Linked DNA regions of Mus musculus: region 2 is linked to region 1. Evidence: chromatin contacts called from ENCODE Hi-C or POLR2A ChIA-PET data. All regions are on one chromosome and are shown on one strand. Each heading gives the region's core, a stretch centred on a gene start or an enhancer-like site at or near the end of the contact. The rest is flanking DNA. Distances are from core to core; before and after follow the strand shown. Region 1 holds the start of Arpc5 (actin related protein 2/3 complex, subunit 5). Region 2 overlaps Ncf2 (neutrophil cytosolic factor 2).

Region 1 (4,595 bases), core at 979-3,478:
ATTCCTCGCTGTTCCATTAAGTTGTTTTCTACCCCAGGATTCTTCCCCAGCTCTAAAGAGAACGCGTGTGTGTGTGTGTGTGTGTGTGTGTGTGTGTGTGTGTGTCCAACTAAGACAAAAGGAAACACTAGGGCTTTGGAAATGGCTATGTTAGCTCTTAAATCCTCGTTTCCATCTGCACTCAACAGTGCATCTAGTGTTTAATTTTCTCTTCAAAGAAAATCTCAATTTAAAAGAACAAAAAGTACAGTCAGCTTTAACATCTAAAAGAGTATGCTGTGCAGCTTTTATGGGAGTTACACAAGATTGAAACAGAAAAAAAAAATTAAACAAATCTTTATCCTAAGTTACATAATGCCATCACCGTAACAATGTTCTTATACTCCAGCATGAGGCTTTTAAAGTAAGCACTGCTGGCAGGGAGACATGTCTCCTTTGCTGTCTTAAGACACGAGAGTTTTTACTAGCTGACAATGTGAGTGTTAATCAAGGAAATGTCACTTCTATCAACTGAATGATAAACCTAGAGGGAGTGCCACATTGCTTCTTCACAAGGAAAAGGGACACACTTCACATACAGCGCTCTCTCTACATAAACACATACATACACATGTGTGTGCCTATGATCAACAACTGTTTGATCCTGACGTCTTTCTCTTTTTGATTGAGTCTCTATTCCCAATGTTTTTATATATTTTATATTTCACTAACTCATCAAGCATGCACTAACTACCTTCTGAATACCTAATTTTATTTTATATGAAAAAAGATACATAAGAAAAAATTAGATTCAGCCCTTCAGAATCTTGGGATCTCTTTCCCCAGCAAGAATAAAACCTATCATTAGGTAGTTTATGAAGCTCGTGCTACATAACCCATAACACATTGCACACATATGCAGAATTTTAGAGTCTTTTCGAAGCATTTCCACGTATTGAGCCCTGGGAACATCCTTGTGAAAAGCACATTAGCCCCATCTTAGTACTAAGAAATCCAAGGTTCCAATTTTTAAGCAACATGCCTCAATCATGCAGATTATGAGAGCAGAAAAGTCGAGACTCAGCCTGCTTTTTGATCCCAAGCCCAGTGCTCTTTTCCAGTACGGCAGAGCAAACGAGAAAACTCAACAGGATGACATCCAGCCTTCTGCTATACGTGAAACCAGGTGGTTCTGCATCGAAGCAGGGCAAAGCCAAATGTCTGAATTAATTTTATTCTGTAAATACTTGTACTACGGTATATTACACAGAGCACAGCTATTATTTGATTAATCTTTGTGCCTCTGCCTCCTCAACAGAAGCTCTGATCTCACAAACCGGAATATGGAATATAGCAAAAAGCTGATTTGACGTGCTTCCAGGAACCTTAAACAATAAATAACAACCTTGAAAGTCCAGTCTCTATTAATCCTTGCACTCGCTATTTTCCCTCAGCACTGAAGAGCCTAACTCGCCCACCCTCTTCTGGCATTCTTGCTCCAAATAACTACTTATTTTAAGATGTGATGACTGATTCTAGAAAATGCTACAAGTTTGCCCCAATTTCACTACCTGGCCCAAGCGTCTTTTCCCTCCCTCCAGATGGAGAGAATACCTAGTTCAGATTCTGCAGGTCCGGTCGCGATGCTGTCACACAGCACTGACAGGTAAGAAGTGACCTTTTCGATTCCGTCCTTGGGGACCTCCCACCGACAGCGTGCCAAGAGTCCAAGCCGGGGAAGGGGCTCTCAGCTCGGGAAGGCAGCCCCCGGCGGCGCACGGTCCGAATGGAGGGCTCCGATCACTAGTTCCGAGCTGGGCATCACTTTGCCTCATACTCCTGCAGACTGCAGGGGACTAGGTTCTGCAGCCAGTCCATCGCACCCCACGCGCGAGTCCGGTCACCCACACTTCACACCGGACCCCAACAACCAGCGGCTGGCACCGACAGCGGCGGCGGCAGCAGCACTCCAGGCCACGCTCCCGAGGTGCCCATAGCCTCCAGCCCAAGACCCCCCGCAAGGCAGGACCGCAGAAAAGCGTTTCTATGGGAACGTCCCGGGCATCACGTGATGCTCCCCGGCGACCAATCGCGTCTCCGCGCCGCCTCTGCCAGCTTTCTGTCGACCCGCCGCCCCCGCCTCCTTCTCCAGCCCCGCCCCTTTCCTGCAGCGGGCCCGCGCGTGCGCGGTGCGTCCCGCGCGCTCCCCTGCCGACGCGCGCTCCCGGGGGACGCGGGGGCGGAGCGGGGGCTGAAGGATGGCTGCAAGCAGAGGAGGAGGCCGAGCCCGCTAGCGCGCAGGCCCAGAAGCTTGCAAGCCGCGGCTGCCGGCGACGCCCCAGAGCGGAAGAGGGAAGTGAGTCGGACCGGGCTGGGCTCGCTAAAGGAGAGGCACCGCGGAGGGGCAGGCCAGCGTCGCGTCGCGATCCGGGATGTCGAAGAACACGGTGTCGTCGGCCCGCTTCCGGAAGGTGGACGTGGACGAATATGACGAGAACAAGTTCGTGGACGAGGAGGACGGCGGCGATGGCCAGGCCGGGCCCGACGAGGGCGAGGTGGACTCGTGCCTACGGCAATATCCTTACGCTCGCGGCGGCCGGGGGTTGTGGGGACGCGGGGCCACGCGACCGGCTGTGCCCGGCTCTAGGTGGGGACGGAGGACAGGAGCTCCCGGGGCCAGCAGGCCGCCTGTACCCCGCGGCCGCGCCGGCGAACTTACCGGCGGCGCCCCGATTCCTCAGGTGCGCGGTCCTAAGCGGCCGCGCCCTCCCCGGGGCACCGCTGGTGTCCTAGTGGGCACCTGAGCCAGTCTCTGCCCGGTGGGGACACGGGCGTCCCGCTTGGAGTCTTGCTTTCCTGTCCGGTGTGTGTGGTTGGCGGAGCGGGGATAGTTTATCCCTAGCCAGGAGAGATGGAGCGGTTCGCAAATCGAGGCCCTCGGTACATTCAGCCCCGGGGCTATTTCATCGGCAGCATTGTTTATTAAGAGAGAAGGGCTTTGGCAAGGTGGCATTATAATTCATGAACGAGCCGAAGGGAGTTTTCTTCTCCAAAATTCCCAGTTAAAGCTTGGAACCTTTCACCTGCTAAGAAAAGGCCACTAAAAAAGGGATAGCGAATGCATGCAGAGAATCCCTGGGAATAATATAAGATGAACCCCAGTGAATAAAGCAGAGAATGAGTCGGTTCTATAAATCAACATTGTTTTTCTGAAATTGTTTCCCTTCTAGTTAAAACATGGCTGTCAGTTCCTGGTTCCTTGGTTTGCATATCTGAATATTCATAACCTCGAAATTCATTTGCATCGATCCCTTAGAAAAATAGAATGTTACAAAAATCCAAACTGGAGCTTTAGAAAAATCGTATTCATTAAGTCTGTTCATACAGCTCTCCCCTCATCAATTTTCTACTAGATTATAATGAAGAAAGTGAGCAAAAACAGTGGTAACCACAGCATCAAACGTACATATATGTGCAGTATAGGTTTAACTTTCATTACCATAACTTTCACAGTTGTTACTAATTTGATTATTTGTTAAAATACTTGGGTTTTTTTTTTCTTTAAAAGACCATGCAGGCTTGACAGTAGTTTATTACCTACTGTAGATAATTTTTTATTAGACCCTTTGCACAGAAATGGTGAGCTTATTCTTTGTTTGTTTGGGTTTTTTTTTTTTTTTTTTTTTTTTTTTTTTTTTAGTCTTTATGGTGGATATATGATATTTTATTAAACTAATGTATTTTAGGTAATTTCTGGTGATTCCTACTGCTGTGTTCATTATCAATTCAGTCTACCTTTTTGTCAATCCATTTTAAAATATAAAGATATTGTCTCTGGTTCTAACTAGGAGAGACTTCAGATTGGTCGGGTACTACAGATGGAGGAACCAGTGACTCTGTTTCTCCTTTTAGGGAAATGACTGTCTGTTCTGACAGTCTGATTGGCCTTCCGTTTCCCCTGCTTGCTAACTCACCAGTGCTTTCAGAGACTGAGTAGGTATGGATGGTCCAGCCCAGTTTGAATAACCTGTAGGAAATAAAGTAAGCTGCCACCTACAGGTCGTGCGGGTTACTACATCATCCAGAGCCCTGTTCATATTAAGCTATTCTTCCATTCTGATTGCCAGAATAATCAGCCAGCATTTCAGTTAATACACAGTGTAGTTTCAGTATAAAGTCTAGGGTTGTTTTCCAGCAAGAGTCACACAGACAAGTGGTATACTTTGTTGGTAAACTGCATCATTTGGTGACCTAATAATTCTTAACACATAGTCTTAAGATTTCTTGAATACCCATCTAGACAATTGCGTGTATCTCACTGGAAAGTGTAATCTATTTGACTGATAGAACTGAGGTCAAAACAGTCTTTGCTTTTTTTTTTTAAATCTATTGTTTAATTCCAGTATTTTTACCATTGGTTGACATGTGGGAAACACACCCATGCAGTTTCTAATATCGAACATAATGACCATAGTAACTTTTGTTACTGTGCAGAAAGTCAAGTCAAAAACCAATATTCCTGTAAAGCAGGGGCCATCCTTTTCTGTTCCACCCTTAACCTTCGTTACAGGAAACATGACAGCTGCTCTCCAGGCTGCTCTGAAAAACCCCCCTAT
Region 2 (4,595 bases), core at 1,027-3,526, 51 kb after region 1:
AGTGACCTAGAGAGGTGAGTTGATATTGAATGGGTTAGGCATTCCTTTCCATTGCACTGGGGCTTGTCTTAACAGGGTCATTCCTACCAAGGAGGGTTTGTCCCCTCGACCAGACCACTCACTCACCCGGCTTCAGTGTTGCTTGTCTTAAATTCTAGCAGAACAAAGTCAGAAGCGTTTCCCAAGCAGCAGATGGTAGCTCAAGATGACTCTCTCCCTCCCATCAAACTTCCCTGTCCCGACCTTGTCAACCCAAAAAAGGGAGCAGGGTATGTGGGGGGCGGGGGGAGGGAGTGGGGAGGCACTGTAAGTTATCATTCACACAATGAGCCTCCTGGATCTTCAGGCTGTGGAAATAAAAGCAGGGTGAGACCTTTCAGAATAGGGCGGAGCTGGTCTAGAAAGGGGAGGAGGTAAAGCCTTCTTCCTGCTGGGCTGAGAGGATTGGCCCTGACCACCAGGGGCAGCATGCTGGGGGTGCGGCCTGTTTCGACTCCTCCCTCTCACTTATTCCAGTCTGTGAGCTCTGGGACTCTAGACTGTGTGTGTGTTGGTAGCAGAAGGCAAACAGCAGCTTCAGAGGTTACCAAGGGGTCCCTATGGGGTTGGTGACAGAAACGCCAAGTAAAAGTACTCTGGAGCCAAGAGCCTGCCTGCTCTGGGGGTGTGGCTGTTTCTCGGCAGATGTCTTAGGAAGCCTCCAGATGGTAGAGGAGGGCACTTGGAAGGGGGCCAGCCAGAAGGGCTGGACCTCTTTCAAAACTGGTCCTACTCAGACCTGTGCAGTGGGATCCAGAGCTGTATGTTAAAGCCGAGCCGCTTGCCCTGGGCGCTGCTGAGGTCACAAGCGCGGGGGGGGGGGGGGGGGGGTGAGGAGGGAAGCCAGGCAAATGATTCGTGCAATGGACATCGGGGCTGGGGGTGTAGCTCAGTTGGTAGCGCTTGCCTAGCTTGCAAGAAGCAAGCTTAGCTCACTTGATTCCCCCATCATACACTGGGTACAATCCAGCATTCAAGAGGTAGACGCAGAAGGACCAGAACTTCAAGGTCATCCCAGGTTACACATTGAGTTTAACACCAGCTTTGGATACATCAGACCCTATTTCAACATAACAACATTAACAAATGGGCAATACGTTAGCAGAGCTGCCCCATCCACCAGCTCCTTCTTACAAAACAAGCACTCTGGGTAACTTGTCCTTTTTCTAAAACAAAACAAAACAAAACATTGTGGACATCTTGATGAGACAGAGAATTGCACGGAGAACTTTGCTGAGTCCCTACAGTGCCAGGTAGACTCAGGGCATCGCCACAGCTGAAAACCACCTGCTCAGCCAACTCTGCAGGGAGCAAGACACGATTGTACTGTTAGTGCTGATGACACTTAAAGTGTCCCCTCTGAGATTGTCCCTGCTCCCAAACAGGCTGTGGAACACAGTGGGAATTGTATCTGCTCATAGAACAGGACACCTGCACCCTCCACCTGCCCTCTCCTTGCTTCAGGGGACCAGACAGCCACACACAGCCTGTGCTTACAGACAGGGGTCCAGGAAGCCTACCTTCTCATTCTTTACAGACCTGAGATAACGTCTCCCTCTTCCCCAGACTGTGTGGAGGGGGCAAGAGGCCACAAACCTCAAACTGGACTCAACAGAAGACACAACAGGCTCTAGGCAGGAGGATGGTACCCACAGCTATAGCTGTAACGAGGAACCCCTGGCAGCTGTGGCCAGGCAGATCTGTCCTTGAGCGAGGGTGGTGGGGACTGCTTTGAGACTCTTCCAGAGAGAAGCAGGGTGGTTCTGCTTGGAGCTCTCCAGTGAGGCTGAGAGCTGTGTTTGAAGGTCACTCAGGTCATCAGAAAGGTGGGAACTATGCATACAACACTTAGAGAAGAATAATCTACATTGCTGTCATAGACGGAAGGTCCCCACAAGCTGTGCTGGTTAGCCCCAGTGTGCAAAAGTCATACATAGTCTGTAAAAGTCTTTGCGCTCAGGGTTGGAGAAAAGGGAGAAGGTCAAACAGAGCAGGAGGGCTTCTTGACGTGGGCTCTGCATTTCTCTCTCCATGACCTGCATGGGACCAGCTCTCTTCTCCTCCTGTCCTGCAGGTACGACCTTGCTATCAAAGACCTTAAAGAGGCCTTGACGCAGCTTCGTGGGAACCAGCTGATAGACTACAAGATCCTGGGGCTGCAGTTCAAGCTGTTTGCCTGTGAGGTGAGGAGGGCAGGGATGGCCCGCGAGGGAAGCACAAAGGTCTAGCTGTTGTGACAGCAGCTGGCCCAAGTCACGTGATCTCTGTGCCTCGAGCCGCATGCTGTCTGTTAAGAAAACACTGAGATGCGTGTAGCTTAGGGGTGAAAAAGTGTTTTCCCCGGCATGGCATGCTTGAGGCCCAGGATCTGACACCAGCATTGACAAAGGGAGGAAAGAAAGGGAGAGGGTGTGGGGGGAGGAAAGGAGAGAGAAGGGGAGGGAGATTTCATGATTTCGCACTCCTTATAGAGTCATTAGATACCTGAGAGGAAACTTTTTTTTTTTTTTTTTTTTTTTTTTTTTTAGTTTCTGACTCAAAAGCCAATGCAAAAATAAGCCCATTGTGTGCTTTGAAGGGAGACCAGACAGGAGTGAGTGTGTGCTGGCCTGGGAGAGTAGTCACAGCAATTTGCATATTTTACTCAGCAATTTGCATATTTTACTCATCAATTTGCATATGACAAGCTATTTCCTCAACATTACTCTGCCATGTTCAAAATCATGGGTTCTCTGACTGTGAGGAACCTGCTGTAACCCGCCTAGGTACTTGATTAACACTGGAAGAGAGACTGTGGGCTGTCTGGTACAGGTCTGTGGAAGAAACGCACTAAGTACACAGAGAGGTGAAGTTCTCCAAACAAGGACAACTTCTTCCCACTATTACTAAAAAGGACAGGCATGGCTGGCTTTGACTTGTGAGTTTATGAACTTTTCTTCCACAAATAACCTTCCCTATCAAACTTCCAAATATACACTGCCAGCTTTAAAAACAAAAACCCCCTGGAAATGTCGGTGACCTTTATTTAGAAGCATGCTGAACAAACGTCTTCTTTTGCTTCGGTTTCTCAGGCACGAGAAGTGAAGCGTTCCCACGGTTGCTTAGAGATGCTAGTAAAAATAGATTCTCTCTCTGCCTGAGTCCCTGGGGACGCGTGGCCCATGGCCCGTCCTGCTCTGTGGCAGGCACACAGCTACGCCATTGCTCACAAGGGAAGACTTGCATTTGCTTTGGGAATTGGCTGGCCTGAGGCTGGTTCCCTGAGGACAGGGGTTATCTCCCTCCATAAGTTGAAGCAAACGCTTTGTTACAGGGCCTGCCCTGTGCCTGGTGGGATTTTTGGCTCCATCTCTGGCCTCTCTCCTCTAGATGGCCAGGAGCTTCCCACCTCACCTTGCCATGATCAAAATGGTCCCCAAACTGTCACTCACCCTGCCGAGGGCCGCTTGTCACTTACAGGTATGAAGGCGGTGAGCAGGCAGCGCTAGACAAGGAAGTGGGCCTTGTGGTACCAAGCAAGTCCTTCACAGGAAGACGTTTTCCCTGTTGTTAGGGTCAAAATGACCCAGGGGTCAAGAAACTAGGCATTTCCCTACTTAAGCCATTCTGTGGAGGAGTCCCGAGGTCCTTCTAGTCAAAAAAAGTGGTTATGGGGAAAGGCCTTAAGAGAAGGCAACTGAGAAAGAAAATAAGAAAATGTTAAAGCTTGTTGTGGTCTCTTTTCTGTCACCTGTAGTAAATAGTAACGGGCAGCCAAGTTTGTGCCACATGCTTCTCAACTTATGATGACAAGTTCTGTCCATATATGAGCCACATCCTCAGTGGCTCCTCAATAAGGAGAAAGTTGCCAGGCAAGGTGGTGCGCGCCTTTAATCTCAGCACTCGGGAGGCAGAGTCAGGCGGATTTCTGAGTTCGAGGCCAGCCTGGTCTACAAAGTGAGTTCCAGGACAGCCAGGGCTACACAGAGAAACCCTGTCTCGAAAAAAAACAAAAACAAAAACAAAAAAAACAAAAAACAAAACAAAACAAAAAAACAAAAAAAAGGAGAAAGTTATTATAAGTCAAAAATGTGTTTGACACACCTACCCCACGTGCATCATTGCTTTCTGACACAGCACACCAGTGTGTTGTACCCGTGTGCTCACAGACAAGCAGTAGGGAAACCCGGGATGTTAAACACAGTGTTGTTCCTTCAAAGGTAGGGGTGTCTAACCTGATATCAACCCAGAAGGCTGGGGTGGGTGTGACCCTTTAATCGCCTGGTGACCTTTGTGTGCTTTGTGCCCAGACCACACTTGGTTTCCCACCATAAGCTTGTTTTTCTCAGCCAATCTTTAGAACCCATCTTTCCTTCCTTCCTTTCTTTCTTTCTTTCTTTCTTTCTTTCTTTCTTTCTTTCTTTCTTTTGTTTTGTGACAGATTTTTTTTTTCTGTGTAGCCTTGGCTATCCTGGAACTCACCCTGTAGACTAGGCTAGCCTTGAACTCAGAAATTCACTGCCCTTGCCTCCCAAGTGCTGGACTAAAGGCATGCACTACCACCCAGCTCGCTCAGA

The links. A loop is a pair of places that touch in the nucleus more often than their neighbours do. ChIA-PET counts read pairs that join two places held with the same protein, here RNA polymerase II (POLR2A).
Region 2: a loop to region 1 is called in a map of left cerebral cortex, with 2.1 times the contacts of the local background. The contact joins the enhancer-like site here to the promoter of Arpc5 in region 1. A Hi-C loop is called at or near these places in 1 of 37 maps with a recorded cell type or tissue (left cerebral cortex). POLR2A ChIA-PET finds 5 or more read pairs at or near these places in 3 of 5 experiments (all embryonic stem cell).

What each region holds. Positions count from the first base shown.
Region 1 is chr1:152,764,314-152,768,908 of GRCm38, forward strand. It overlaps Arpc5 (actin related protein 2/3 complex, subunit 5), which reads left to right and starts at 2,229. Exons shown (of 4, transcript NM_026369.2): 1 at 2,229-2,554; 2 at 4,548-4,595. The coding sequence starts at 2,412. It also overlaps a transcript of Rgl1 not described here.
Region 2 is chr1:152,814,878-152,819,472 of GRCm38, forward strand. It overlaps Ncf2 (neutrophil cytosolic factor 2), which reads left to right. Exons shown (of 16, transcript NM_010877.5): 4 at 2,114-2,222. Among named protein-coding and RNA genes, the nearest start is that of Ncf2, 17 kb to the left of the region's middle. Within about 2 kb of position 2,277, at least 3 of the 3 ENCODE cell types and tissues checked have a DNase peak (open chromatin) inside an H3K27ac peak, as active enhancers do; they include left cerebral cortex, where a contact is called at or near this core.